Regions from separate parts of the Mus musculus genome. Here all the other regions are linked to region 2. The links are chromatin loops, found by intact Hi-C in ENCODE. Cell type or tissue: heart. All regions are shown on one strand. Each heading gives the region's core, and the rest is flanking DNA. Links, peaks and the distances in the headings are about the cores only. Region 1 has its middle 25 kb from the start of Gm34099. Region 2 overlaps Hdnr (Hand2 downstream lncRNA). Region 3 overlaps Galnt7 (polypeptide N-acetylgalactosaminyltransferase 7).

Region 1 (10,548 bases), core at 5,260-7,759, 73 kb before region 2:
TTCAGCTCAGCAGATTTCCTTCTCTAAGATCATACCGCAAGAGCTCGCCATTGGTTACAAAGCATGGCCACAGATCACCAAAGACATCACCTTTGAAATGTAGACGGAAGATTCACATAAAAACACCCTGTTCTTTAAGCTTTAGAGAAGTTTAAAGAGAACTTTAAAGTTTGAAGAGAAGGATGTGGGAATCTTTTTTTATGACCTTTTATCACTGCGTGTAGGGCCTCAGAGCAGGTTGGAGGTCGGAGGACAACCTCGGGTGTCGTGGCTCACCTACCTTGATGGAGAACAGCAAGGTTCTTGCTTATCGTGCACATAAGGCTAACTGGACTCAGCTCATTCTCCACCTCCCAGCTCATCATGAGACTGTTGGAATTCCAAGGCTGAGCCCGGTTAGTTGGTTACTCTTTCTATTGCTGTGAAAAGACACCTTGGCCAAAGCAATTCTTACGAAAGACAGTGTTTAATTGGGGGATTTGCTTACTGTCTCGGGGGCTTAGATCATTATCATCACGACAGGCAGATGTGGTGCTGGAGAAATAGCTGAGAGGTCTACTTTATACCCTGACTTGCAGGCAGCAGGCAGAGAAAAAATGGGTGTGGCATAGGATTTTGAAGCCTCACTCCTTACACACATAAACTTCCTTCAACAATGTCATACCTCCTTATCCTTCTAATCTAGCAGTTCTCAACCTATGGGTCTCGACCCTTGGGGAGTTGACATATCAGATATTCTGCATATCAGATATTTACATTACTATTTATAACAGTAGCAAAATTATAGTTATTAAGTCGCAATAAAATAATTTTATGGTTGGGGGGCAATGCAACATGAGGAACCGTATTAAAAGGTCACAGCATCAGGAAGGCTGAGAAGCACTGTTCTAATCCTTTCAAACAGTTCCACTCCCCAGTGACTAAGCATTCAAATGTATGAGCCAGTGGGGGCCATTCTTTTTTCTGTTGTTGTTGTTTCGAGACAGGGTTTCTCTGTGTAGCCCTGGCTGTCCTGGAACTCACTTTGTAGACCAGGCTGGCCTTGAACTCAGAAATCCGCCTGCCTCTGCCTCCCGAGTTCTGGGATTAAAGGCGTGCGCCATCACGCCCGGACGGTGGGGCCTATTCTTAATCAAACCACCACAGCTGCTGAGTCTGGCTTTGCCTGGGTTCTGTGGATCTGAACTCATATCCTTGCACTTGTCCATGCATATTCACTGAGTCAATTCACCAGCCAGTCCCTTCTGATGACATCTTAAAAAAATTACTTATTTATGAATATGCTGTAGCTATCTTCAGACACACCAGAAGAGAGCATCAGATCCTGGTAGAGATGGTTGTGAGTCACCATGTGGTTGCTGGGATTTGAACTCAGGACCTTCAGAAGAGCAGCCAGTGCTCTTAACTGCTGAGCCATCTCTCCAGCCTCTGATGACATCTTATTGAAGATGCAGCAGCTCCTCTGCCTTGAATTCTCGTTCGGAGTTTGTAATATGTTTTCTTTCTCTTACACTATGGAGAAGACAGAGGGTCAGGGAAATCAGGTTACTGGCTGCGGGTAACGGAGAACACTATAAATTGAAAACAAAGGGATTCTCTTCTGGTAAGGTCTGTGTAGAAACATGGAGATCATACTTAAGAGCTAAATTCTAATAATGTGTCTTTTGAAGCCATTGCTCTTTCCATTATATCATCTCGTGGCATGCAAGAAGGCTGCCGTAATACTTTAAAATACCACCAACAAACTGCTGCAAGAGAAACGTTTTCCTGAGAACATTCAGCTCAACTGAGCCCACGAGTCACAGCTGACCTACATTCAATGAGCACATTTATGAAAGATGAGTAAGAGAACATTTGTCTCTCAGGCCACTGAGACGGGCTGATAGTCACAGTTAGTCATTTGGATCACTCCTCGGTTCTCCACAGCAGCCGAGTGCCTACAAGACCTTTTCTTAGATTCGTATTTAAGCGCCAGAGGGTAGTCAACGAGCTAAACAGGCAGATGCACTCTTGGTGTCTTCTCAGTGCGAACAAGACGTGCAGGAACAACAGCAGACCGCCACCGGACAACTCTGCCCTGTTCGTGGGCTGAGCTACCCAGAATAATTCATAATGGGTTCTATCATTCGAGGCTTTCTTGTTTAAAAGCCTGCTAAATCTCTCTGCCTGTCTTTCTCTGTCTCTCAGTCTCTGTCTCTCTCTTTCTCCATCTACTCTTCCTCCCCCCTCCCTGCCCCCCTTCTCTATGTGTTCCTGGACAGCCTTCTTTCTTCCCTCCTGTCTCCTCTCCTTTTGTCCTTCTCTGGTCCCCTCCCATATCTGCCTCTACCCCCTCCTCCAGGTCACAAATAAACTTCTTTTTCAAAATATTTTTCTTTTCTTTCTTTCTTTCTTTCTTTCTTTCTTTCTTTCTTCCTTCCTTCCTTCCTTCCTTCCTTCCCTTCCCTTCCCTTCCCTTCCCTTCCCTTCCCTTCCCTTCCCTTCCCTTCCCTTCCCTTCCCTTCCCTTCCCTTCCCTTCCCTTCCCTTCCCTTCCCTTCCCTTCCCTTCTCTTCTTCTTCTTCTTCTTCTTCTTCTTCTTCTTCTTCTTCTTCTTCTTCTTCTTCTTCTTCTTCTTCTTCTTCTTCTTCTTCTTCTTCTTTTTTAAGATTTATTTACTTATTTCTTGTATGTGAGTACACTGTCACTCTTGTTAGACACACCCGAAGAGGACATCGGATCCCATTACAGATGGTTGTGAGCCACCATGTGGTTGCTGGGAATTGAACTCAGGACTTCTGGAAGTGCTCACCGCTGAGCCATCTCTCCAGCCCTATTCTTTATTTAATTTATTTACATACCAAATGTTGCTCCCCTCCCCATCTCAGAGTTCTTTACCCCTCCCCCTTCCCCTTTGCCTCGGACAGGGTGCTTTCCCAGTCCACCACTGGCCACTCCACCCCCGAGGCCTTGCCTGGAGCATCAACTAACTCTCTCTCTGTCTCTGTCTCTCTCTGTCTCTCTCTGTCTCTCTCTGTCTCTCTGTCTCTCTGTCTCTCTGTCTCTCTGTCTCTCTGTCTCTGTCTCTGTCTCTGTCTCTCTCTCTCTCTCTCTCTTAAATGCGTGCTAAATTATCCGTTCATCTGCTTACTACAGTCATCTTCCATCCTCGGCCCTAGGATGTGAACAACCTGAGTTAGTATCAGAGCTTCCTGAGCGAATCTCCCCTTGTCAGCCACTCTTGCTCCCATGCATGGCAGGTAGATATACCCTCCCTCGACAGCGCGCTGCTCTTACAGCCTCACACCTTGGGCTCAGAAGGAAAGCGATTTCCAAGTTTCAAAGACAAACTTTAGAAATTCCGGTCACTCACCAGGCTTCTTGGGCCCTCCCTTTTGATGCAAGGTCATAAAGACTCAGGTTCTCACCTTGGTTTATGCTGTTGTTTGTTTTTTTTTACTTTATTTTATTTTTTTATTACAGGCTGTAGTTCTGCTTTATAAAGGAACAGGAAGTGAAAATAACCTTGGAATTCCAATCTTAAGTTGTTGTCGAGCGCCACCTGCTGTTTGTACTGAAAAGCAGCTTTAGAGGCGGGAAATATGCCTTTAATAAATACTTTAACCTATTGGCTATGTTTTACCACGGGAAAGAACCACGGCGGTGTTTTAGACAGCTGTCTGATTTTATGCAGGACTCAAGTCGTAGTAAAATAGCTCAAGAACAGTAGCTTACGCTATATTTCTTGAATTTCAGGTCCCGACTGTTCTTTAAGCCTACAAAAGAATTGAGTCGAAGTGAATTTCTGAAGAATATCCTTGTCCTTACTGCTGTTTCACAGGTGGACAAATAACATTTCCTGGACAGCCAACTGCTTTTTCCCCTGTATCTACACAGGATCTGTTTACTCTATGTGTCTCTTGACATGTGTGAATTGCAGTATAAATAATTTGCTACTGGTAATCGGCACAGATCATGAAAATTGCAAGGCAGGGGGTGACTCATTCAATTTTTATTGAATTATTGATTCTAAATTATTCATCCTCCCCAGCCTTTGCTCCCCTTTCCTGTGTATGCAAAAGACATACTTCTGGGCTTCCAATAGCTTCTTTGTCTTGACCAATGGGGCTTTCTTTGGTCAGTAGGGTGTGCTTTGAATGAATATGTGCCTGAGTGACTTCAATTAGGTCTGCCTTACCACTGACGGTCTCTACCAAAGCACAAAGCCTCCTCCCTCAGCTCCAGCTCCTGGAAGATGACATGGGTCACTGAACTAATCCCTAACAGAGGAGTTGAGCTTATCAGTCACAGCTGACCTATCTATGGTCAGCTCATGAGATGAATAGATGTTTTTTGTGTCTTTTAAATATTGTTGCTTGAGATCTTATTTTATTTATTTTACATGTATGGGTGTTTTGCCTGCATGCGTGTCTGGGCATCATCTGCGTGCAGTGCCCGAGGAAGGCAAAAGAGGGACCAGATCACCTGGAACTGGAGGTTGTTGGCTGATTGGGTTGGGTCTGGGAACTGAACCCAGATCTTCTGGAAAGGCAACCAGTGAGCCATCTCTGCAGTCCCTACACCTTTGTTTTTAATGTTTTCCAGCCACTTCTATTTTTCTAATGTTTAAAAGGCTTTAAATGTGGTAAAAATGTATACACATAAAAATCTATCATCTTATCAATTTTTAAGCGTACAGCTTGGTGCAAAATGCATTTATCTTGTGCACCCATCGCCACCGAATTTTCTTATCATTTCATCCTGTGACACGGAAATTCTGTATGCATTGAACAGAAACTTCCTGTTTCTCCTCACCTCTAGCACCTTTGGGGCACCGTCTTCATCACGACGGCCTCTATCAATGTAACGGTTCTCACGCCGTGACTTACATAGCCGTTCTCTTCTTGTGATTGATTTGTCTAGTGCAATGTCCTCTAAGTTCCTTCATACTGTTGTATATTTGATGTAGAATCATACTGTGCTGTGTATCTACTGTGTTTTGTGTATGCTTTCACATGTAGGTTGTTTCCTCCTGTGAGTAACTCTCAGCAACATTGCTGTGAGCCTAGCTATGCAGAACTCACTTCAAGTCCCCGCTTCCGATTCCATCGAGAGATGGGATTGCCAGATCATATGGTAACTCTGTTCTTATGTTGGTGCTTTCTACAACAGCTCGTCTCCCACCAGCAAAGCTCACCACATCCTTACTGACCCATTATGTGTTTCTTTTATGAGTCATCTTGATGCCTGGGAGGTGCTATCTCAATGTGGTTTTGTACAAACGTTTGCTTTTTAAGCTACGGAGGACTTGGGACTTTTTGTTTGTTTGTTTTATGTTCTTTGCTGTTGTCGATGATATTTTGTTTTGTTTTGGTTGTTTTCTGTGACGAAGGCTGACAGAGTTGGAACACAAGTCTGGCTGATTCCAAAACCTGCAGAAACTACCAGAGAAAAAGGGTATTGCCTCTAGAATGTGTTATTTAATTAATTTGTGATATGGGGAAAAAGAAGAGAGGGGGAGAAGGGAAGTGGTGGGGGAAGGGGGACCGGGAAAGGGAGAAACGGGAGGGAGAGGGGGAGGCAGGGGGAGGGAGATCACATTGTTAAGATTGTTACTCCCTCATTCTCTTTATGGCCCTTCTTTTTATCTTTGTAAAAATCACATATTAAGTCAAATGTAGTGGTGCATGCTTGTAGTCCCAGCTCTTGGGGGTGCAGGTGGGGGAATCAGAAATTCAGGGACAGCCTGGGTTACATGACATCCCGTCTCAAAGAAACCAAAAATAAAGTGTATGAAGCACTTTCTACCCTCTAATATAGTAGGACAGTGGTTCTCAACTTTGCTAATGCTGGTGACCCTTTAATACAGTTACTCATGTTGTGGTGACCCCCCCAACCAGAAAATTATTTTCATTGCTACTTCATAAGTGTAATTTTGCTACTGTTATGTATCATAATATAAATCTCTGATATGCAGGATATCTGATATTTGACCCCACACACACAGGATAGAGAACAGCTGTACTTGGCATTAAGCTTTTTAATGTTTGCAGCATGTTTCTCCTAGCAAATTTTAAGATAGAAAACATTTTTCCACTATAATCCCTATTTATAAAATGTGAGAGATAAAAAGTATTCATAATAAATTATTTATCTATCTATCTATCTATCTATCTATCTATCTATCTATCTATCTATTTATTTTTGATACAAAGCATTTAAGTGAATACACGAGGGGGCACTACCTGGGGAAAGAGGGGAACCATCCAGGGAGGGGCCAGGAATATGGGTCATGTCATTGTGGGAGGGGAGTAATTAAGTACAAAGTACACTGACATGTATATTTTAAAATATCACAATGAAACTATGCATGTTATGAACTATGTATGCTAACCTAAGACGAATAGATATCAAAAGAAAAATTTTTTAAATTAAAAATGATCGAATGGGGCTGGTGAGATAGCTCAACGGGTAAGAGCACTGACTGCCCTTCTGAAGGTCCTGAGTTCAAATCCCAGCAACCACGTGGTGGCTCACAACCACCTGTAATGAAATCTAATGCCCTCTTCTGGTGTGCCTGAAGACAGCAACAGTGTATCTATAATAATACACAAATCTTTAAAAAAAAAAAAAAAAAAGACTGAATGAAATAAAAGACCATTTCTGGATGCTTGCTGTGGTATTTTAATAACGTGGCCAGTAGAGGTCAGAGCTGAGTTTTAAAACATTGTCGATGGCAAATCATTTCATATCTGTGTTTACACAAGAGTCTGTTCATTCTAGGTGTCTCTTGATCTGTATGGACTGGGCAGTCACAATTGGCATGGATCATGAAAGGCATTACCTGGCAACAGATACCTCAAATTGGCTTCCCCTCTATACATGACCTGGTCTTGGAACTCAAGTAGAAAAGAAAGAAAGAAGGAAGGAAGAAAGGAAGGAAGGAAGGAAGGAAGGAAGGAAGGAGATATAAATTTTATTTCTGTAAGCTGGACTAGAAATAGACTTTAAGGCTATCCACAATTGTATAAATTATTGCTCATAAATAAAAGTTATATTCAATAAAACAACCAGAGGAGGCAATAAGTAATTGTAAAGCTATTTACCTATCTTAGCAAACATTTCCTACCCAAGTTTGTGCATGTGTGACTCTGTGTGGATATAACAGACTTGGTGGTTAATATTGGTTGTTAGCTTGCCCAGATGTAGACTTACCTAGGAGACATACCTTTGGCCGTGTCTATGAGGGTGTTTGCAGAGAGCTTCAACTGAGATAGGTTAATCTGCTTGCAAACTGGGGGTACCATTCCATAGGCTCATGCCCAGGACTGAATAAAAAGGAGGGAGTGTGTAGGTCACCAGTGTCCATTGTGCCTTGCCTTGGGCTGTAACCATCTGTCTCAGGCTCCTGCCACTATGCCTACATGTCATGATAGACTGTATGTAACCTTGAGCCAAAATAAATCACTCCTTCCACGGGTTATTATTTGTTAGTTTGTTGTTATTGTTTATTAGTTTAGATTTTGTTTTTTGGTCTTGGTAATAAACAACAGTAGTTAATATATCTTGTTAACACTAGAATACTTCACTGACATTTTTCTCTTCCTTTTTACAACAACAGTAAAATAAATGGTGAACCGAGGGTCACAGCCCACGACTCTGTCTAGAGTGTGGCTTGTTCACACTGGCTTGGTAGCTTGTGACTAAATGTCATAATGTGTAACAATGGAAAAGGTGGGCCCTAAGAAGTAATGACAACGGATCAGAAACAGGTCCTGTTCTTTTGATTGCATGTTTGTTTGCATGATCAATGAGTTCAAGGGTAATTCTTTGAGAAATAAAAGGAAATTTGCTTTTGCTTATGGCTTCCCACATACAAGGTCCTGTGGTGTGTGTGTTTGCACACCATCTCACTCCTTGAAGTGAACAATGTTGCAACAGCGTGGATGGTAAGTTCATGGAAACTGACTGACTGTTGAATGACTGAGCAAGTGAAGCATTCTTAGGGAGGGGGATTTGGTTTTGCTTTGAAGACATTGATACATTGCAGTTTCTAGATAGAAATAAATCCAATTTAACTTCAAGATTTGAGTAAATTTATTCTCAATGATTATTATTATTGTTATTGTTATTGTTATTCAGATGTCCTTTTGGGGAGACATTAAAACATCTTCCCTACTGAGGAATACTGATTTGTGTGGAGAGGTAAATCAAGAGAATTGTTAATTCTGTATCTCTGGAAAGTGGTCTTTCCCTTCGACACACACAACAATTATAGAATTCCTCCTTTTCCCACTTCATGGCCATTTTTAACTTATCGGGAACGTTATCTGTGGTGCCCAGTCGTGCAGGAGGGATGCCACCACTGAGTGTCACGCAGGCTGTAGCTGGCACTGTGGATAAACGAAGCAGCCCAAGAATCGTAATAGCTTGCTTACTCCTGCTGTGCCTCAGTGGATGGTGGGGCCTCAAGCTAGGAGGACTTTTTGTATTGGAACGTTAGAGGTGTTGGGTTCAGCTTAGTGTTTCTTGCAAACCAGAGAACATAGATTTTGTTCAAGAAATGTAGTCGTTGCCAAGAAAATGTAAGGGTAGAGTCTTTTGTGAGGTGGCAGGAGAGAGAGAGAGAGAGAGAGAGAGAGAGAGAGAGAGAGAGAGAATGGGAGGGAGGGAGAGAGAGGGACTTACTCATCCATGCTTTCAGTGTGGAACAGACAGAGAAAGAGGGTGGGGAAAAATCATCCCTGTAGGGGGTTCCCGGGACAAGGAACGCTCAGAAGGATTGGGCTCTCTGTCTCTTTCTCTCTGTCTCTCTGTCTCTCTCTGTCTCTCTCTGTCTCTCTCTGTCTCTGTCTCTCTCTCTCTGCCCTACCGCTGCTTAGCACTTTAATCAGCTGTTGGACACATAATATATAAGTTGCAGTCATCACCCAGAATGAAAGGATGCCAACTGTACATGAACAAATTAGAGGTTCTTAGTCAAATCCAACAAATATACACTCGATAATGGCTTTGGCTAAAATATATTTTTATATATTTTTTTAGTGTGTTCACATTCGCCTGTGGTTAGGGAGGATTAAGCTTGCCAAACTTTAATGTGGTACAAATGCCATGTTCAAAACGAAGTAAGTAGGCTGTGAGAGGGTCTGGCAAATCAAAAGCAGTATCAACAGCTGTGGCTTTCAAATACTTCTGAGGCTAAAATAATATAATCGTGCAGAGTTGATGTGGGTACTGATTCTGCAATCTACCATTTCTGTTAGTAGAACATTATCATTGGTAATTTCACCTTTGTTATAATCAGGGTTTGATTAGACCTGATAAAGGCCAGAAGATAAAAATGGATTGAGAAACTAATTAAGTAATTAAAGATTTATTGAGAAACTAGTGCATTCAAAGTTACATGCTTGATGCAAACTGTAGATCATCTGTTCATGCAACGCCCCCTTCAGTCAGTGAAAGAGATAATTTACAGCTTCTCCGCTTCCATGCGTCACTACCAGTGGGCGTATTTTTTAAAAGGAATGGTCAAAATAACGGAGAACTCATGGAAATAATGAAAAAAATTGATAGTGATCCCATATTGTTAAATAACTGGCCTCTGAATAAGAGAACTCAATATTATGATTCTGACCACTTGACAACAAAACACATTGAAAAATGATTGACAATCTATAGATATTAACTTGAAGTAATATAGTTTTATCATAAATATAACAATATATGGTACACCTCATATTTTTAATATCTCTGCATTTTGGGGTGGGGCATGTAGCATATGAGCAGGCATGGATGCCTGTGTGCACACACGCAGAGTCTAGAAGTTGACATCAGATGTCTTTCTCTGTGGCCCTCCAACGGGGCTCACCATTTTGGGTGCACTTGCTGGCTAGCAAGCTCCTGGGTCTGCCTGATTTAATCCTCAGTTTCAGATGCAAATGTTTCACCAGGATTTTCTGCAGGCAAATACTCTACCCACTGAGCTATCTCCCCAACCCTGGGCTTTCCAACCACTAGGTTTTCCACTTCATGTTTAAAAGTCAAAAGCACTTATCATAGTTACCATTCTAAACAGCTTAAAATTGCCTCCTTAATAAATGTCAGAATAAGAAGTGTGTGTGTGTGTGTGTGTGTGCATGTGTGCACATATATGCAGGGGTTGGAGGGCATTTAATGTAGTAACTACCATCCTAAACAATTAAAATTGCTTACTCAATAAATTTCAAGACAAGTGTCGGGGGGATATTTACTGACAATCATCTAAAGTCCAGATTTCTCTGTAGGTAAGAATTTACTCAGCTTTCCCTTGGTGAAGTGGTGCACGTCTTTAGTCCCAGTACTGGGAAAGCAGAGGCAGGCAAATCTCTGTGTCTGAGGCCAGCAAATCTACGTAGTGAGTTCCAGGATAGCCAGACTGAGGTATAGGACTTACCTTGTCTCAAAAAGGAAATTAACTCAGTTTTATTAGAGAAAACATCTGATGCTGGTGTTGTTCCCGTTACAAAGAGATTCGTGTTTCACTAACTCCCACAGAAATACCAAAGAGAATACTGCTTTGATCCTCACATAC
Region 2 (10,548 bases), core at 3,605-6,104:
GAGCCCTGCAACTGCTTTCAATCACAAGGCCCTTTTGGAATCACAAGCATTTTGTCAACAATTTAGTTTTGCAATATGGTTTCGTCTGACAAGCTCTCAGTAGAAAGCACATGGAGAAGAATGGTGACAAATAACATTAAAGGGTGTGTTTTAGAGTCCTGTTCTCTAAGAGAGCAGTGTTCATCCTCTCTCCAACTCTATCTCATGCCACCTTGAGCTAGGATCACGGACTTCTGAAAACATAAGGAGATGATGGAATGAAAAAAAAAAAAAAAAGAGCTGACATAACATGAAATAACTAACAGCAGGGTAAAGACATTTGATAAAGGCTTTCCCAAGCGGGAAGGTTTGGCCTAGACTGAATGTTATTTTTAATACGTTGTTGATCTTTTTTTTCAGATAGACGTTACCTAACTGAACAAAAATATTTGTCATCTTTTCTCAGATATCAGCACCAAAAGCAACACATGTTTTCCCCTATATTAGAGCAACAATTCATAGATTCATGTATGTGTTCATAAAAGATTTTTTAAAAATCAGGTCATAGTCCTGCTCCTTCCAAAAAAATTTCCTCCCTCCCCTCCCCTCCCCTCCCCTCCCCTCCCCTCCCTCCCTCCCTCCCTCCCTCCCTCCCTCCCTCCCTCCCTTCCCCTTCCTTCCTTCCTTCCTTCCTTCCTTCCTCCCTCTCCTCCTCCTCTTCCTCCTTCTCTTCCTCCTCCTCCTCCTCCTCCTCCTCCTCCTCCTCCTCCTCCTCCTCCTCCTCCTCTTGTTCTTTGTGAGAGAGTTTCTTCTGTGTAGCAGTCCTGGCTGTCCCAGAACTCACTCTGTAGACAAGGCTGACCTTAAACTAAGAGATTCACCTGCCTTTGCACCCCAAGTGCTGGGATCAAAGACGTGCACCACCACACCACCAACAGGTTCCTTGTTCTTATCTTTTTCTGTCTCTGTCTCCTTTATTATGCTGAGATTTCAATCCAAGTCCTTGTTGCCTACAAAGCATCCACTGAACTACATGTCGGAAAATGTGAAGTCTTCTTTAACAGCCTTGTTGACTTTCTGGAGAAATGAGAAAAAATCCCCACTGCTTCAGAGTAAGGTTTATTTATATATAATAACTATAGGGATTCTAGTATTAGTTATGACTTGTTGAAAATAGATTGAGTATTCCATCATTTAGGAATATACATCCAGGTCTTGATGGTGAAGTTCAGAATTGAGTACCTGCATAAATTAAATGCTGCTCTGTGTTCGAAGTTCTTATGACTGAAACCAAAAGATATCTATTCTATAAATAGTTTGCTATAAGGAGAATCATGTTCATTCCCGAGGTGTACATCACAGATTTTTTGTTTGTTTGTTTTGTTTTGTTTTGTTTTGTTTTGTTTTGTTTGCTTCTTCCCTTAGCAGGACAAAGGAAAGAGCATACTTAGCACTTCCAGTGGTTGGTTGTGGTTGTGCAGGCCATACAATCTATCTACAGAGTTCATTCTAAAATAGTAGGCACTCCTACTTGGGAACAATCCAGCCAGGATTGCACAAATGCTGGGTCAAAAGGAGACGCTCTCTACCTCCTCATCTGCGCTGAGTTGATGTGAATTCATTTAAAATGTCAACCTGGATTTAGATAAAAAACACAGTGCTTAAAGACCAGCACTGCTTGGGGAAGAAAGAGGTTAATGTGGAGAATGCATTCCCTGCTCGATGCTGTTGGAATGCAGAGCCACAGATATTTGCATGTGCGGGATCTGTAAAGGGTCCAAGGAATTTTGTTTTGGGTTTGTTTGAATTGTTTATAATGTATTCTCTTTTTTGTTCCATCCACTAACAATTCCAAGAAATGATGGAAATCAAAAGACAGAAAATATATAAATGAATTTGGGTTCTAAGAAAATTACCAGTTGCAACATCGACCCTAACCACAGTTCATAAAGCAGGTGATTATGGGGACAATAAGGGAAAAGGAACGTCATTAAATCAATAAAAAGCCTTTGACTCTTGCCAGCTCTGAAATAGCGCCTGGAAGTCTGACACTTCAAAATAGTCCATGCCAATTTTTGCAACAATATTTCGCCAGTAATGATGCTCATTTCAGGGACTTAGTGTAGATAGTCCAGGCTGCTGAACATGAAACAAACAGGATAATTTTTGAGGCTGTTGCGTTTTATTAAATAATACCCAGAGTGTCAAATAAAACAAATCGGTTCTTTTAAAAGTAATCCTGGAAAGGTCAACAACTTTTCAACGGACGAATTTCTCATCTCACTTTGAGAGTAATTGCCTCGCATGCTTCAGGTTCAAGAAAAGCTTCATTAAGAACAGCGCATTTCACAACAACCCCATTTGCCTTTGAGGCTCAGCAGCCAGAGCCCAGCACTAGGAAGCCACAGGAGCCAGGCCTTGGGAGCCAGGACCATCTTGGCAGAGTCAGTGACATTCAAGTTCAGCCCACAGCTCCCATTTAATACAGAGTATATCTGTCCCTTTGCAGCACAGTGGTAAACATTATCTTTATATAAAAGAATTGCCATTGGTTAAGTTTTCATTGAACTATCTTGATTTGACTCTCCCCCTAGGCTTTAAAATATGCAAGACTAAACACAAGACAAAAATGAACAGTTTATGATGTGTGAAGATTTATATTCCTGGCACGATCCTTTAGATGTATAAAGTGATAAAATTCTACTGTACCCAAATCCCTCTGTAAGCCATCACTCCCCTCCACTGAAGTTTTTCAGTATGCAAGACTTGCTGTTAGCTTTAGCATGAGGTGAGTGTGGAAGGATTCAGGGACACTTTCACCCTGCCCTGTCAATCACCTTCCATTTCACACCTTCTTAAGAGGATATATGGCAATGGTTCTGAAAGTCTATTCCCTGGACCAGCCTTCGCATCACTTGGGAAGTTATAAGAAATTCAGGTTCTTAAACTCTGCCTCAGACCTGCTGGATCAGAAATGAGGACTGCGGTTTTGTTTTTGTCTTTGTTTTGTTGTTTTGTTTATAACACTTATTTAGTTTGTGGGGAGGGTGTGTGCCTGCCACGTCATGAAGTAAATCACAGAGATGGAAGAGATCATTAGACTAGATGGAAACTCCTTTATCTATTGTGCCCACTGACCAGTCCCCAGCCATTTAGGTGATTCTGGCACCTTCTAAAGCCTAAAAGCATATGCTACAAGGGAAAATGCATTTCTGGAACACTAGATTATTAGCAGTGGTGCCTTCTAGATTGGTAGCAGGGGGAAAATCCGCATATTCCTCAAGTCAGAACACTAGGAAACCTAAAATGGAGTTTGTGGGCAGGTTCCTCTTGACCAAGATATGGGACTCTCCTTTCCTCCTGACTGACAGAATGGTACAGAAATCTCAAGCCATTTGCTTCATACATTTGCAGGGTAAGAGGGAGACACAGAGGCCACACCCAAGTTGAGTGTTAGCTCAGCTAGGCAACCTCAGCATCTGGAATGCTCTCAACAGGGAGATGGCTGCCATTCCCAAGGTCAAGTCTAGAAGGGCAACTCCTAGAAAAGTGTTAGATGTGTTTTAATCAGCGCCTTGGGGTTTGAGCAATGGGAATAGTACCTGCTTCTCAGCACCAGAGCAGAGGGGCTGTAAAAGCAGTGGAAGAGTCTTCACCCTCGCATCAGTCACCAAGCCTCTGAAGTACTCACTATGGCCCTCAGCCATTCTACCAGCAGCTGTTAAGACACCAGGATCTTTTGCAAACTTTCTGACACCAGCTATTTCTCCCCCACAGTATTGGTTTCAAGATGAACAAATAGTTGACAACCCGTGGTTTAAAAACCACTGCTCTAAAAAAGAAAGAAAGGAAGAAAGACATTGCTCCAAAGTGTACATTGCAATATAAACATATGACCAGCATTATTTTTTTTAAAAAAATCAACAACACATGTCCTTATTAATGTTGCTGAGTACTTTATGTGTTGGTGTATGTCTTTCTGTCATTTAAATTAAAATCCTAAGATAGCTATAGACCATACGCCAACTCTATTCCCACAACATTCCAATGCATTTAAAAATCACTTTTATTAAATTTATCTTAATTTCAGATTTGATGATTATTGTCTATAGTTGCAATGTCCAAATGTCATTATTACATTAAAAAATATTTTCCAAATTTCAACAAGCATTTTCACTTAGTGGAATTTGATTTAAATCAATGTAAGTGTTTAATGATGGGGTTTCTGTCCTATTCCTGTCCATTTACAGTATGCAAAGACTGGAAACATTACAAAAATTTTTAAATAGTGTTTGAAAAAGAAACGTGTGCACTTTAGAAAGATGCAGCCCCTCAGATGTCTGAAAGAACCTGAAACCCCTCCTCTTGAAGCTGGAAGATCTCTTCTTTTTAACCATGCATGTATTGCCAGGTAGGCCACCACACAAGACACTCCGAGACACGCTCCTGCACACACTCGGAATGTGCACACAGAGCGCACGTGCCCACCCGCCCCTATGTCATCTGTAGCCCAGGCAGATTGAGGACGCTGGCAGATGGCAACCGGCCATAACCTCTCCTGCTCTCTTCCCAAATCAAAACCCACCGTAAACACCACGAAGAGCCAGGAAACCTCACGGCTTTAATCATTTCCTTTCCCCGAGTTCCATGTGGCACACAGGACACTCCGCTTTCCTTTGGGCTTGTCGGCATCTTGCGAGGGGTGTGGGAGAAGAAAAAAGAGAAAAGCCAACTGGTGTCTGCAGAGGCGGGCAGAAAGCTCCCGCCCCAGCCGTGAGGGTCCACCCGCCCCCTAGCTCTCTCTAAGCCAGCCAGCCCTGGAGCCCTCCGCTACTGAACGACTTGAGAGATGGCGCCATCTGGCTTTTTAAAGAAGAACACAAGGCGGGAGGTAGAGGAGGCGGTAAAGGGCAGGCTGGCTCCTTCCCAGTGCCACCAGGAGACCAAGGATCAGCTGGGGCGCTCTTCATTCTCTCCTCCCCACAAAGTCGGCTCTGGCAGACCGACCCCTTAATCCAACGACCCCGACCGGTGCACGAGGAACGTCAGGCTGCTGGAGAGCTACCTCCTCAGCCCTCAACCCCCACCCACCCACAGAGCTAACTGTGGTACTTAAAGCATTATAGTCAGTAAAGCGCCACAGAGCACAGAACTTCTACACCATTCTGCGGAGCCAAGAGGGGACAGAAAAAAGGGCATCCCGAGGTTAGGATCTCCATGGCTACTTACCACTCACTTGCCATTGTGGCAAGGAATCAGGCTAAAGGAATCCCCCGCTCTACCGGACAACCTGGTACCTTATTAATTCACGCATGTAAAGGGAATAATGTTTTCTTTAATTGCTCCAAGAGACTAATGAGGAATTTAAATGAAAAGCTAGATCCCTCCCCTTCGACGATACTATTATAGCAAGAAGGTTTAATAAGTCATAGAGAAATGGTAACTGATCTTTATGGTAACCGTCTAGTGGCTCGTGAATTAGCAGTTTGTGTTTTAAGCAGGTGGATTGAACAGTTTCACAGAACTATGGCTAAAATGGTAGAGACACCTTTATCTAGGGCCCCGGACCCTGGCGTCAACCCTTACCACCAAGAAAAGGAGAAAAAGAGTTATTATTGTGTGCTTTTTTTTTTTTTTTTTTTTTTTTGGCCTGCTTCCTTTTAAAATGGTAGAACTTAGAGAAAACCGTTGGAAGTTGTTTTTTCCAACCCAATGTACAGTGCTAGAAATAACACACACACACACACACACACACACACACACACACCCCACACACGTGCACGTGTAAATAATATGCAGGTCTGATGATGTACACACACAAGGGAAATGTGCATCTGCAGTCATCATAATATCACCCATACATCGTTAATCAGTTAACAAAGACTTCTGCATTCAGCTTTCATTTATTGCTCACAATATTAGGGGCTGTTGTCAGTCTCACACACACTTTACACACAGGAAAAACAGTGCTCAGAAAAATCTCTTCCTTCAAATGTCGATGGTAAACTAAAGTTACTTAACACTGAGTGTCACCATATCCAGCAAGCATTTGATGGATACCTATTCAGTATCTGGCACTAAATAAAGAAAAAAGATATATTCTACTACCCTCAAGAAACTTTCCTTGAAAAATGACACACCCCTGAGTCTTATCATAGGATTTTGAGGAGAGGCGGGCTGAATCTTGTAACAGAATAAAGTCTGATGCAGGAGGGAAGTATGAAAGGCAAATGCACACAGAGGCAAGAGATACCAGAGAAAGGCAAGATGTACTCAGAGGCCAGAGGAACCAAGCAAAGCTAAGTGATACTGAGTTTTGCTCTCATCCTTTTGCCAGTAAGTTCCTCTATGGCCAGTGTAAGCAAGTAGTCTGCCCTCCTAATAGCTGGGCTTTTAATATCTGTCATTCTAGGACAACATCTGGCAATGGCTCTTGAGATTGGGCAACTCATTCCCATTTCGTTTCTGCTCTCTGATGAAGCGATTCCCTGAAACCTGGTCCTGCTTAGGGTCCTTTCAGCTCCCAAGTCATCCACATGGGTGACTAAAGGAAAAGAACTTCAGAGCAGGGAAGGTACCTGGTCCTCTATACATCCCAACTGTTCCTTGAGTCAGTTTGGATTTCAGCCAAGCACCATCAATCCTGCTTAGTAAAGGCCAATGAGGACAAGGTGAGTAGGAAAGAGGAAGCTGGAAGACAGTTCCTTAAACCATGCTCTAAGGGAAGATAGTCCCCCAACACAAGCAAGGGAGCTTTATAACATCATCCTTATGGTGAGTCAACCTTGTTAGCTCCTCTGATTGCTACCCACCCCAGTGGGTAATTTGGGAGTTGACTGTGTGTTGAGAAGGGTCAGTTGAATACTATATGAATGGTGTTTTACTTAATTTCCCTCCTTATTTGACTTGACTAATGATTTTCATCTATCTTACCTTAGACTTCAGTATTAAAAAAAAAAAAAAAAAACCAAACAGATTTGCTACTGTACTTCTCACTAGGGAACCCATTACTTTGTTCAAAGGTCTCAAATTACAAGCAGAGTTAGTTTAAAGAAATAGAATTCTAGCACACATCCTTAATCCAGTACTCCAGGAGGGAGAGGATATCTGTGAGTTCCAAGTCAGCCTGATTTATACAGTGAAACACTGTCTCAAAATGAAACAGAGAGAGGGAGAAGAAAAAGGAGGAAGAAGGAGAAGAGGAAGAGGAAGAAGGAGGAGGAGGTGGAAGAAGAAGAAGAAAGAAGGAGAAGGAGGAGGAGGAGGAGGAGGAGGAGGAGGAGGAGGAGAAGGAGAAGGAGAAGGAGGAGAAGAAGAAGAAGAAGAAGAAGAAGAAGAAGAAGAAGAAGAAGAAGAAGAAGAAGAAGAAGAAGAAGAAGAAGAAGAAGAAGAGGATCCCAAGCAGAAAGCACTGGTTGACTTCTGCTCTAAGTTCATGCTCCTGAATCTAAAACCATTACCTTCTGCATCTATTATTTATAACATGAAATAGAAAGCCATGTAAGGCCTGCAGATTATTGGAGTGGCAGGTAGAGGTAGACAGAGATGTGACCTGTGCTGACACAAGCTTACAGCAGAGACTAGTAGGCCCCATTTCTGTAATAAATTTCTGGAAAGAATGTGATACTGTGTAGGAAGCCAACCTGGGATTTCCAGCTGGGTGACCTGAGGAAGCCTCTTTGGGCCCTGCATCTCATCTGTGGGATAAAGGGGCTAAAGCCCCCTAAAACTCTTCCATGGATCCTGTTGTTCTCAATTCTTCACCTAAGAAGCTCCACCTTCCGCCAGATGTGAGCATGAGGTTTATTAAATATTGATAAATACAATAACAAAGAAAATGGGGAGAGAAGTTGAGTTTGTGGGCCAAAGAGTTCATCTAGATGGAAAATTAATATTTATGTTTAAGTGCATATATATTTTATATGTGAATTTGCATACATGCATACTTATATCTAGAGAGACTGAAACTGTAGAAAGTGGCTGGCTATTGAATGCAATAGGTCGGTGGCGAAGCCAGGTCTGAAGTACAGGTTTTGTGAGTGCTGGCATGATAATTGGCCTGCTGGCCCTGTGTATATCTTATATGCCGCTAGAGAGCTGGAAGATTTGATAAGATTCGTGGTTAATCAGCTCCATGTGTGCTGTGGTTCCTTCCCCACCACCATCAATATTGTGTTAGAAAAGGCTGCATGTCCTGGCGACAGCATGAATCTTCTTTAAAATGGGAGTCCTAAGAACCCACCCCTGCCTCTAATACTAACTCTGCATGTAAATTCGCCGAAGGATAATATCCTGAGATCATTTTTCCCCCCAGAGGTGTTGAAAGGAGTCCATTTAATAGAAGAGGCTAAAGAAGAGGAAGCTATCTGATGTCTCCCACCAGGCTGCTGCTGTGGGATGGTGAGCCCTGCTCACAGTCAGTCTGGGAAGGAGGCTGTTTCCAGCTCCACTCTAGCTATGTGCCCTGGACAAAAATACCTTTGCCTTTTGGAGGGGGTCTTAGCATCTGCAAGAAAAGTCAGAAGTCGAAGCACATCAGTTTAATGAATCATATTGTTTTGGGATTTTCCTTGACCGAATTCCTGAAGCAATTTACCTGAACTTCTAGCCAACCATCTGCTTCTCTCTGCTGGATAACTTAGGAAGGAAGAAAGAGAGGAAGGAGGGGAGAAAAGAAGTAAGTAAGTAAGTTGGGGTAGCTATCTAGATAATAGTTTCAAAAAAGTTTCGAACTGATATTGCTTAGACAAAAATTGAAAAGTGTATTAACAGATGGTTGTCTTTATTTGGTTAGTTCACTGGATAAATAGGAAACACTTTCTACACGGAGAGCCATGAGCTAAGGGGAAGAGAGCAGCCAGTGTATCTTAACCTTATTTTTAAAAGTAGTTACCAACAGAAAAGTGTGCATCCGCAGGAAAAGGGCACTGTGTTTTAGCATCTATAAATCTGATGATGCGCTCACTCTGTCACAGTCCCTTCTGGGTTCTGGTCAACTTACAATCTCTCCATCTTGTCTGGGGAGACCGTTCATCCTCAAAGTCCCTTCCTAGTTGAGATTTTGTTCCCGAGATGCTTTAGGATAGCCCTAGCTGCCTCACTTGAAGGCAAACCGCCCTAGGTAACCTGAGCCTGTGGTTCCCTCCCATCTGGGGGAGGAAAAAAAGTGGGGGGTGGGAGATCGGAAGAAAAGAGAAAAATACTGAGAAACATGTTTTGGCAGACAAGGCCTTCGGAGACTACCATGTGCGCTCCATATTGAGCAAGCCCAGGTCTTTGAAGTTTTTCTGAATGTAAAGGCATTATTCTTTCTCAAACTGTGGCTAAGTAGTACAGACGTTAAAACAATGAGGCCAGAAGGCGCAGACGCGGGACTAAGAGTTTAATTCGTCCTTCACCCAAGTGTCTGCCACCAGTTAGATCCCCAGTTTGTACCCAGGCAGGGTTGCCAACCCCTGTGCACCCTCTTCAGACCCAGGTTTGTCTTAGAGCCAAGTTGAGAAGTAAGTACTTTTCCAAACGCTGGGGGAAAACTTCCCAGATGTTTCCTGTGCTACGAAAAGAAGCTCAGGTTGAATCTGAAACATTTTTCTTACAACAGCGGGCGGGTCACAGGGCCAGCTAGGCGCCCCGCAAGCCCGGTTCCCCAGAGAGCTGAGGGGTGCGCCCCAGCCTCTGTACCCCCACGCGCACTCACCCCTGATCACTGGGAGTCCCCCACCCCGCGGAGATACACACAGCGGGAGGGAGTACAGGTGACTGCGTTATTATGTGTGGAATTATGATCACATCCGAAGATCCTTCTAGTACATCTATTCTATAATCTATGATGAGATTTTAGTTATCAGGCTCCTATTATAAAGTATCATTTGTCTCCTGCCCCACCGCAGGGCAGACCAAAATAGCTTAAGTAAAACGAAGGACTAGCTCCATTTGCTGTCTTGAGATTTCCATCCCTCAGCGGGTGTATATTCCAGAGGTGGGTGGGACAAGAGGAGCGAGGATCACAAACACATAATACTGGTCCCAGGTGACTTGAGGCTTTACACACTGGGATGGCCAAGGTCTCCTAAAGAGGAGAGTGGCCAGCTCCAGGTGCTTCCGGGTCTCAGCAAGCACTTCCGGGCTGTGTGGCCATCCTGCTTAGGGTAAGTGAGGTTGGATTATCACTCAAAGTAAAGGAGTTTGTTTTCAAAGGGCTTGGTGGCACAAGTCATGTGGCACAACACTGTCCAGGTGGACCACACCAGAACATCCTTTAATTCAGAAGAAACTCCACAGCTCAGGGAGCTGTGCAGCCAGGAGACTGTGTCAGCCTTCCTGTAGCTGCTCCCTTCCTCGCTGGGGCATATCTTAGACTGTCTTTCCACAGAGTAAATTCACTGGACCCAAGATGAATGGGTTTTCTACACACGGGCCTCTGGAGATGTCCCTGTTCTTAGACATCTGGATTATGCTTGGATTATGCTTGGACTTGGCTCCAACTGGCCCTGCTCCCTCTGACCTTTTGGGGTCCAGAAATCCACACAGTGGTCATAGTAATGTCCTGCCAGCTAAACCAGTCAGCTA
Region 3 (10,548 bases), core at 3,111-5,610, 180 kb before region 2:
AGACGGAGCTGGAAATGCTGAGTCTTTAGACTCTCAGAACTCATTGCCTATGACATACTTCCTCCAAGGCCACACCCCTTAAGCCTCTCCAAACAGTGCTACCCACTGGGGACAGTGACTGTGGCTTAGAGGAAGGCAGAGCACAAGACATAGCCAAGGCAAACACCAAGTCACAGATATTGTCAGAGAATGTGGGTGCGGAGTATCAGTGTGTGAAAGATGAGGGCTGGGATGCTTTCGTTTTCTATTTGAGCAGCTGGTTAGGGGGCAGCTGAGGCAGGCGCACAGTGGGCAGGGAACGTGGAGGTGTTGAGGTGTAGCACTCTTGGGTCTGTTTGTGGTTCCCACCTGCAGGATGACTTCTAGACGGCAGGCCGTGTGCAGCTGTCAGCTCCTGTTGGTTGAGGATCTTGTGCCGAACCCTAGAAAAGAGACTTCTCCAGAAATCAACATCTGGAGACCATTAGCATCCAGCGCAGTGACATTGCAGCCATAGAGAAAGAAATAGAGACAGAGAAGAGAGGACTGAACCCATCTGTAAGAGTCTGCAGTGTTGAGAGTTGGGGTGTAGAAAGAGAAACACAGAGGACACTGCAACTGCTCTTTGACTTCCTGTAATAATGCCTGTGTCTTTCCTTGGCAGGCTTATTCCATCTCTCCTGTTACAGAAATCTAGCCAGTAACCCGCTGAGAAAAACGTGAATCTGGGGCAGTCCAGACCAGACTTAGTTACGTTTTAATCTCCCAGAAACCCTCTGTGTGGAAGGAAGGAATTCTCCTTTGACCTCAGCCAATCCCCTGGCTTTAAACTCATCTTTGTACAAATGACTTTTAGATTTGATCCTCACCTCCAGTCTCCTCCCTCCCTTCTTCCCTCTCTCCCTTCCTCCCTCCCTCCCTCTCCCCCCTCTCTATCAGAGCCTAAGCATATTCATTCAGCCATATTCTTGACTTCTTTACTTGAATATCATTTCCATCTCAGTCCACCTCAGGTCAAATGCCTTTTCTCCCTCTCCAGCCCACCTTGGCCCATTGCTCATACCAAAAACGTGGGGGGGTCTTCACTGAGTGGCTTTTTCTCACACATGCATCAGTTTCAGAATCTAGCCCTTCCTTACCTTGGCTAAGTCCCCATCACCTCTCACCCAAACCAACTCACGCTTATCATTGGCCTGTTCTAAACACCGGAAACAATCAGAGAGGCTTTGGAAATGCAATGCACGTCATGTCGCCGCTCTTTAAGAAAGAGAGGTCACCACACCAGTTGCTTGGTTCCATGAAGGCAGAGCCTTTTTTGGTGACCTCAGGACTCTCCTCCCTCTCTCACCTCACTTGCTCCTGCTTGCCTCTCCCTACTTCAACACTCTTCCTCCCTTCTTTCTCCTCCTCTCCTTCTCCTCCTCTTCCTCCTCCTCACACTTCTTGCCTCTGCTGAATGCCTTCCTTTGGGCATCTGCAGGCACAGCTAACTTCCATGTCTTTCAAGATTTTCCTCCTGTGTCCTGGATGAGATCTACCCTAGAACACCCTCCTCAACTCCCCAGCCTCTTCCTTAATGGTCTTGCTTTTCTCTCCTGTGGCCTGTATTTCTTGCATGATAGATATCTTGTTAGCTTCTTTTTTTGCCTTTGTGTTGCTGTGAACTATGAGTTCGCTGGAGCATATAAATAGATATATAGATATATAGGCATATAGATATAGCATGCCTGCCATATAGTAGATACCCACTTATTATTTCATGAACGAAAACACATGCATTGAGGAATGGATGGATGGATGGAAGGATGGATGGAAGGATGGATGAGGGGTTGGTTTCCCTCCTTTTACCATCTCTGTCCTAATTATATCTTCAGAGGAATTTGTCCACATTCTGCCATCTACCCCTTACTTCCTTTCCATTATCCTTTCCATTCATCTGCTGAGCATTCCGAAATAAACCCCAATTTAAAAGATGTCCCCTGAGAAGTCTGAGCTTCCCTGGGCAGTGTGTAGGCTGCTTCATCTGCACATTCAACTCCTCTTTGGACCTCACACCTGCTTGTCCCCAAGTGGTGGTGGTCCAGGGGACTGTGACTTGCTCATCTCCATGGACTCAAGAGCTCGTATCCTCCTCAGAACCCACAGAATCAGCACTAGATCCGAATGGTACAGTGACCTATAATTGAGATGAAGACAAAATTCCTCTAAATGTGATTATTTTAGCACAAAATTCTATCCCAAATGAGCGGAATGGCTATTTGCTTTTGCCTCCATTTAACCACTCCGTGGTAGTTAGAGGAGAGCCACACTGTGTGCCGTTATCCTTGTTCTGAGACACCTTGAGTCCCCTCCCCAAGAAGTGCTGCCCAGCCAGTGAGAGGACTGAGAAAGCAGGGTCTGTTCCGTGTCCAGAGCGGCTGTCTGCCCCCAGTGTACTTACAGAGCTCGCCTCTCTGTGCCTCTCAGTCACATGGATGCTAAAACAGACCTACAGGTTGGTGATACTAGTTACAGCCCGGCACCACAACAGCCCTGAACTCCGTGACAGTACATTGAACTTGGAAGTCTCACACTCGGGTGCTGGCTTGTTACAAACCATACTGTTTCCTGTGTGTTGGTTCTCTTCATCCTTTAGATCCGAGGCCTCGAAACTGCATACTGTATTGATAGCATGGGGAAGACGAATGGAGGCTTCGTGGAGCTAGGACCCTGCCACAGGATGGGTGGGAACCAGGTGAGTCCCCTTCCTTCAGGGCTGGTCAGCACTGAGATCCACCAGACTCACTGGTCACAGACAGACGAGTTTAGTTTGGGTTTGGGTTTTGGTTTGCTTGTTTGTTTTGTTTTTAAGATCCATCTACCCATCCATTTGTTATGCCTGCATATATGCCTGCATGCCAGAAAAGGGTGCCAAGACTTCCTTATAGATGGTTGTGCGCCACCATGTGGTTGCTGGGAATTGAACTCAGGACCTAAAGAAGAGCAGTCAGTGCTCTTAGCCTCTGAGCCATCATCTCTCTAGCCCTTTGTTTGGTTTTTAATTTATTAATTTTGACTTAATAAAAAATGTTCAGTAAAGCTAAAATATTTCACTTAAATAGGGAAATGTAGAAATGTCTGCACACAAGTGATAAAAGTATGTTCTTGTGGGAACATGGGAACGTATACTAATGATGACTGAGTAAGCCTAACCCCTAAAGGTTTGCAAATGGGGTTTACTAAGTGAAATTGGTTTACTTCCGGTACCGGTAGGTATTTTACACAAATATTATTTTACACATATTCTCTTGCTTCCTAATGTAGGGATTTTCATATGTCTAATTTCAGTTGTGAAAAAACTATTAGGCTTGCTTCTAGCTTTTAAATTTTTTTTTGTTGTTGGTAATGATAAATGTGTTAATTACCCATTCTGTGTATTAGAGGCTTAAAGAATTAAGAGTGTAATTCTTATATTGATAGAAGTCTTCACTAATCTCAGAATGACAGTAGTTCTTGTCTGCAGACTAGAGGTCTCCAACATGGACAAAAATTATAGAATAAGTTATTCAGGTTAATTATAGGAGTTATATTTCATCCTTTTCATAAAACATGTGTTGGCGAGAAAGACATCTCCATTTTGTTTGTTCAATAGCTTTTCCGAATCAATGAAGCAAACCAGCTCATGCAGTACGACCAGTGTTTGACAAAGGGGCCTGATGGATCCAAAGTCATGATCACACACTGTAACCTAAATGAATTTAAGGAATGGCAGTACTTCAAGGTATGCCGTCGTCCAGCTCCCGGGATTGCCTATGCTGTCGCGTTGTCAGGAACAAGTAGCCAGTAGAATTTAGATGGATAAATCTGCAGACCAAGTGTTCACATGTGTGACTTGGACTTCCAGCGTGAGTTATTTACACCTGCTTGCTTGGGTGAATCACTGAGCTATAATGAGGTATCCCTTGTGTTCCCTGGAGCAGGGACATCATGCAGCGAGACCACCGTGATAGGCATGAAGAGTCAGTGCCAGTCTCAGAAACTCGCGAATGCTGGTGTTCCAGGAGGCCGCTACCAGCGCCGTTTTCAGATCTAAATCCAATGTTAAAAATGTGAATGAGTCAAGGACAAGCAACAAACTTAGACCATTAAAGAAGAAAGTTCTTGCCTCTTGCTGTCCAGCAGGTGGCGGTAGAGACAGGCAAATAAGAAATGGCCGCTGAGCCTTCCTGTTTCTTCACCTTCTGCTGACTGGAATAGGGGTTGGTTGTTTTAAAGGTCAGATTTATTCACACGACCCTGCAGCCCTTGGAGCTGCTTTTCTGTTAGGGCTGTGCAGGTTTAAAGCTTTCTGGCAAGATTGACCATGTTAATGGATTAATGTATAATTTTTTTCCTTTGATTGAATTTTCTCATAGATTTTTTCCCCCTCACATAACATATCCTGATTATGGTTTCCCCTCCCTCTGCTCCTCCCAGTTCCTCCCACCTCGCCTCCCGTCCAAATCTGCTTCCTTTCTGTCTCTCATAAGAAAACAGACGGGCTGCTAAGGAATCATAATAAAACAAAACAGGAACTAACATATCAGAACAGGACAAAACAAGCAAACAGAAGAAAGAGACCAAAGGGAGGCACAGGAGTCAGCGACCACTCGTTTGCACACCCGGAATGTATAATCTTCAAGGTGTCCGTTGGGACAGAACCAGTCAGTTTGTCTTGTTATGAACTCAAACATTAGCCAAGCCTTGCAAACTGAAAGGCTCGGAAGAAGGCCTCCATTCTAATCATGTAATGTTTGCTCTCCCACTCCCGCTCTGAAGGCATTGTTCCTTCCTTAGAAAATATTCCCAGGCGCCATCTCGTGCATTCTGAGCACGTCAATTGCCGAGTTTTATTTTTATGCACTGTCACTGTTTGTGTCCTGTGTGTGACATGCGTGAGGAGAGAGACACTCCGGCCCTGTGCCATGCACGCATGTCCTGAGGTCAGAGGACAACTTTGAGCAACCTGTTCTCTCATCCACCTTTATGTGGGTCTCAGGGATCGAACCTGGGTCAAGAGGCTTTGAAACAAGCGTCTTAACCTGCTGAGTTAGCTCTCAAGATCCGAAAACAAATTTTAATAACGAGTTGGAAAAGATATTAGAGAATCCTGACAGGTTGATAGTGTTTATTTTCACAAAAGAAAATGAAGAGGAACCACTGGTAGAGACCTGTGAGAAGAGCAACTTTTAAAGTAGAAAAGAGTAGCAGTCATGAGTGGCTTTCTGGAGGCTGAAGCAGGAATGTGAGTTCAAGGCCAGCCTGGACTACATACTGGGACCCTGGGTCGCTGACTCTTGTGATTTCTTGGGTTTCCTTCTGTTTGCTTGTTTGGTCCAGTGTTGGTTCATATATATATATATATATATATATATTATTATATGTAAGTACACTGTAGCTGTCTTCAGACACACCAGAAGAGGGCATCAGATCTCATTACAGATGGTTGTGAGCCACCGTGTGGTTGATGGGATTTGAACTCAGGACCTTTGGAAGAGCAGTCAGTGCTCTTAACCATTGAGCCATCTCTCCAGCCCCTGGTGTGTTGGTTCTTGTTTTATCTTACTTTATTACCACCCCTTCGAAGCCTGGCTGTTTTCTAATGAGAGACAGACAGGGATCGGATTTGGATGTGAGAGGAGGTGGGAGGAACTGGGAGGAGCAGAGGGACGGGGAACCGTAAGTAAGATACTACATAGGAAGACCACACGAATGGATATTGGCTGGGGATAGAACTCAGAGGTACCACATAGTAATTTAATCCTCAGTACCAACCCCCAAATTAAAAAAAAAAAATTAAAAACTAGAATCTACATGTTTTAGGTATTTAAGACACTACACATTTGTTCATCTCCCCAGTGACAGAGTATGAGGGTGTGGAAGCTATCTAAAACATGCTGTTCTATAATGTATAGATGAAAAAAAGATGCAGTTAAAAATAAGCAAAAATGTTTTAAGGGAGGGAAAAAGAGAAGAACGTAGGTGATTGTTTCTGGTCAGTTTTCAGAGAGAAAAACTAGATGAGCAGAAATCCAGCATTAAGAGTCTCAGGAGAATCTGAGGACCGCACTCAGGTTGTCCCTAATGTGAGCTGACATTCTGTGCAGTCGCCATAGGAAACAGTGGATGCTGTTAGGAAAGGGATTGTGACATACGGGTTGCTGAGAAGATCATTATGAGCCGAGTCTACAGATTTCCTGGCTTCAGCATTCCCCCTTAAATCTTAAGGGTAATTGAAACTCACTCAGTACTGTTGTGCTAGCCTGGAATCTCAAAACTCGTGAGGCCAAGGTAGGAAGGCTGTGTATTTGAAGGCAGCCTATGCAACAAAATTGAGACCCTTAACAGTAAAAAGATAACCAACACTCTTCCCAAATAGCTCTCATGTAGGTTGTTATTAAGAGTATTTCTGGGATTGGAAATTAAATTGCAAGAATTTGTAACCTTTTTAAGTTTCAAATTATGCTAAATTAATACATTATACTATTCACTAAGTTATAAAGATCTCCCAAATGCTGACATATTCCATTGTACAATATATATTTAAAAATTAGAGCCGGGCGTGGTGACGCACACCTTTAATCCCAGCACTCGGGAGGCAGAGGCAGGCGGATTTCTTAGTTCGAGCCAGCCTGGTCTACAGAGTGAGTTACAGGACAGCCAGGGCTATACAGAGAAACCCTGTCTCGAAAAAAAAAATAGAAATATAAAACTTGTTTTGTTAGAAAAGTCTTTAAATTGTGTAAAGTCTTCATAATAGTGGTAAATTTTTCAAAATTCTGATTTTTGCTTGAAAACTAGACAGACAGTGTCGAGTATTTTTGGGTTTGTCTGTGTGAGTATCTTACACCCCCCACCCCACTCCCCTACCCTGCTTTATTTTGGTTATTTATTTATTTATTTATTTTCCATTTGTTTGTTCATTTTACATCCTAATCACTGCCCCCTCTCTCCCCCCAGTGCCCCCCCCACAGCTCCTCCCAGCCTGCTTTTCCTTCCCCCTTGGGTATCAACCTACCCTGGCACACCTGGCCACTGCAAGACAAGGTGCATCCTCTCCCAGTGAGGCCAGACAAGGCAGCCCAGTTAAGGAAAGGAATCCACAGGCAGGCAGCAGGTTCAGGGACAGCCCCCTCCTCCAGGTGCTACATGGGGTTCCTTAGTGACAGACAGTGTCCAAGTGTGAAGAATCATAGTCTGTTGACAGTGGATCAACAAAGTAGGTGGTAGCCCTTCCTGAGTCTTTCTCAGGGCATTGCTGAGTCCTGCCATGTGGAAGCACTCGGTTCACACTTTTCATTTCACCTGAGTGGTTTTTAAAGGATACACCATGGTCCCGTTGTAACTAAAGATCAATAAGCTCCGATGGGCCAAAGCCTTTAACCCCAGCACTGGGGAGGCAGAGGCAGGAGAATCTCTGAGTTTGAGGCCAGCTTGGTCTGCAGAACTAGTTCAAGGACAGCCAAGGGGTACACAGAGAAGCACTGTCTTGAACCTGGCTCCCCATGCCCAAAAAAGGTCAATAGCATAATTTAACACCATCTTTGTAGGCATCCTTCCATGAAAGTGTGGCTTGTCTCAGGCGAGTGCTGGTAGGACTGTTGGCAGTTTGCCATCCATCCATCCATCCTTGATTGATGCCCGAATTCCCATGGTGACTGCTTTTGTTGCAATGGTACATATGTCAATTCAACTCGAAGGGCAGCAAATTATCTCCACTGCATTTTGAAAATAAGTTTTGCTTAGACACCCAATCTTGCATAGTCTGAGGCCCTTTCTTTGAAGAGCCAAGAGCTGGATTGGAGAAATCAACAGCATATGATGAAGAATGTATTAGAGCAGGAGACAGAGGTGAAAAAACAGAAGTGAGAACCACTGAAAGCGTTAGCCGTAGAGAACTGGTATCCCGTGAATGAGCGGGGTGAGTAGCTTCCTTAGGACTGGAAAGCTGGGGTTGTCTTTAGCCAGACTAAGAACGAGAGACAGAGGCTTGGAGGGAGAGATACTGAACTTCAATTAGTGTGTATTGAGTTTGACGTAGTTCAAATGGCATAACCAAAAGAAAGGGCTAAGAATACTGACATTCAAGGCGTGTGCAATGTGCTCGAATCACCTGCTATGGAAGCCGAATAATGGCACCTCATAGCAGAGATATCAGAGTCCACACATTATTATTATTATTATTTAATCGTTTCTTACAGTCCAATCGTTATCCCCCCTCCCAGTCTGCCCTCCGACAGTTCTCATCCAATTCCTCCTCCTCCTGTCTCCATGAGGATGTCCCCACCCTGAACCCCTGAGGCCTCAAATTTCGTGAGGGGTAGGTTCCTCTTCTTTCACTGAGGACAGAACAGGCAGTCCTCTGTTGTATATGTTTTGGGGGCCTCGTATCAGCTAGTGGATGCTGCCTGGCTGGTGGCTCAGAATCTGAGAGATCTCAAGGGTCCAAGTTTGTTAAGACTACTGGTCTTCCTATGGGGTTGCCCTCTTCAGCTTCTTCCAGCTTTTCCCTCATTCAACCAACCACAGGGGTCCCTGGCTTCTGTCCATTGGTTGAGCAAAGTATCTGCATTTGACTCTTTCAGTTGCTTGTTGGGCCTCTCGGAGGGCAGCCATGCTAGGCTTCTGTCTATAAACACCATAGCATCAGTAATAGTGTCAGACTTTGGAGCCTCCCCTTGAGCTGGACATCCAGTTTGGGCCTGTCGCTGAGCATCCTTTTCCTCAACCTCCTCTCCAATTTTGTCCTTGCAGTTCTTTTAGACAGAAACAATTCTGGGTCAGAGTTTTGACTGTGGGATGGCAACCCCATCCCTTCACTTGATGCCCTGTCTTCCTATTGGAGGTAACAGAATCCACATTTAACATTTACTTTTGGGCTGGAGAGATGGCTCAGTGGTTAAGAGCACTGACTGGTCTTCCAGAGGTCCTGAGTTCAAATCCCATGGTGGCTCACGTCCATCTGTAATGGAATGTGATGCCCTCTTCTGGTGGGTCTGAAGAGTGCAATAGTGTACTCATACGCATAAAATACATAAATAAATAAATCTTAAAAACAAAAAAACCTTACTTTGGCTCACTGTGTTTTGCAGAGCCTGCACAGGTTTACGCACATCACTTCCGGAAAGTGCTTAGATCGATCGGAGGTCCTGCATCAAGTGTTCATCTCCACCTGTGACTCCAGTAAAATGACTCAGAAGTGGGAGATGAATAACATCCACAGTGTTTGACAAGAACAGAGGAAACCAACAATCTACCTACTGACAAGTACATTTATGGAGGACTGAAAACCGCCTGGAACCTGCTGCAACCATTATTACTAATTTTGTACAGCTCCAAACCTGGAACCTCTCTGATCAGTTGGAAGGGGCATTGATAAACTGTGATTTTACAATAACATTATCATCTGCAGTGACTGTTTACAAAACTGCTCTTACCTTAAACTCTAGATGTTTACATCGTTTTTTGTTTTGTTTTATGATGATGTTGGTAATTTGTGCCTTTAACTCGGTTTCCTGAACCGCCGAGTTAAAGCATGTGTTGTCTTCTTTGGGAATACACTCAGGGGTCTGGAAGGCAGTTTGGTTTTTTTTGTTGTTGATGATGTTGTTCTTGTTTTTTAACACACTTGAAAAAAAAAAAAGGTTGGAGTAAGCAGACTTTCACATCCGACTTGGTGATGATCAACCTGCTGTGTATTTAATTTTACATCTTTCGGAAGCACTGCCACGGGTCGTTGGCCAGGGTGGCCTTCCTTCAGTTACGCTGCTGTTTGAAAGGTGAATTTCAACACATTTAGTGCCTCTTTCATTTCTCAGTATATTGTTTGAGAGCTTCTAGTGACACTTCTATGATGGTGACAATGAATGTCACCTGGGGAACCCGTCTGTTACTCACAGGAGAATTTCTTGGCTATGAAGTGGAATGTTGTATGGCTGGGTCGAGGACAACAGTGGGCCCAACTCAAGGCTGTTCCGTGGGGCTTGAAGATTCTGTGGCATTACCTCCCTGGCCTCTGTTCACACCAGCTTCTAGGCTAGCAAAGGAGTCCTTCTTCTAAAAGGAGGGGTTGGTTTTTGCCCATCTACATTTTGCATCTGCTTTCCCCAGTACCAGTCATAGAAAACTAAACATAATTCTCAGTTTGAAACTTGAAGGGGGGTTGAGGGGCAGGGAAACAACACAATAAAGCCCTAGTGTGGACGCCTTAGGTTGGTCCTGAGGTAAAAATCCCCAAGCCCTTGTGAGATGGAAGCCTTAGAGAACCACCTCGAAGCACAAGCTGTGCACAGAGATAAACTGACACTTTGTCTACATTCAAAGGAAATTCCATGAGCATTCTTTTTAATTTAGGAAAATTAGTATCTAATTTTCTATTCTTAGATCTTATTATCTAAGAATACAAATCATCAACAAATGTGGACGACATTCTGCGAAGTTAGATGCTAGCTCTGTAGGGTTCCTTAATTTCTTTTTTAAGAAGTATAAATTTTTTTTATATTCCCCAGGGAAAAGAAGATTTAATTTGAACATTTATTAATACAATACCTA

What was found. A loop is a pair of places that touch in the nucleus more often than their neighbours do. Peaks named below come from ENCODE experiments on the same cell type or tissue, not always from the same donor. Only the 100,000 strongest peaks of a DNase experiment are listed, where the experiment ranks them.
Region 1: a loop joins it to region 2, with 7 times the contacts of the local background. A loop is called at or near these places in 15 of 42 quality-filtered maps.
Region 3: a loop joins it to region 2, with 4 times the contacts of the local background. A loop is called at or near these places in 13 of 42 quality-filtered maps.

The regions. Positions count from the first base shown.
Region 1 is chr8:57,422,386-57,432,933 of GRCm38, reverse strand. No RefSeq gene overlaps it. Among named protein-coding and RNA genes, the nearest start is that of Gm34099, 25 kb to the right of the region's middle. In heart, for the core only: CTCF peaks have their summits at 6,474 and 6,678 (motif pointing right); no DNase peak of the experiment used is centred there.
Region 2 is chr8:57,348,062-57,358,609 of GRCm38, reverse strand. It overlaps Hdnr (Hand2 downstream lncRNA), which reads right to left. Exons shown (of 3, transcript NR_131041.1): 3 at 4,030-4,671. Among named protein-coding and RNA genes, the nearest start is that of Gm34030, 18 kb to the right of the region's middle. In heart, for the core only: a CTCF peak has its summit at 4,846; a DNase peak (open chromatin) is centred at 4,809; H3K4me3 peaks cover 1,740 bases; H3K27ac peaks cover 1,340 bases.
Region 3 is chr8:57,524,793-57,535,340 of GRCm38, reverse strand. Galnt7 (polypeptide N-acetylgalactosaminyltransferase 7) reads left to right here. Exons shown (of 12, transcript NM_144731.4): 10 at 2,615-2,713; 11 at 3,611-3,739; 12 at 9,090-10,548. The coding sequence ends at 9,227. Among named protein-coding and RNA genes, the nearest start is that of Gm51574, 10 kb to the left of the region's middle. In heart, for the core only: a CTCF peak has its summit at 4,132 (motif pointing right); DNase peaks (open chromatin) are centred at 4,180 and 4,440; H3K4me3 peaks cover 505 bases; H3K27ac peaks cover 575 bases.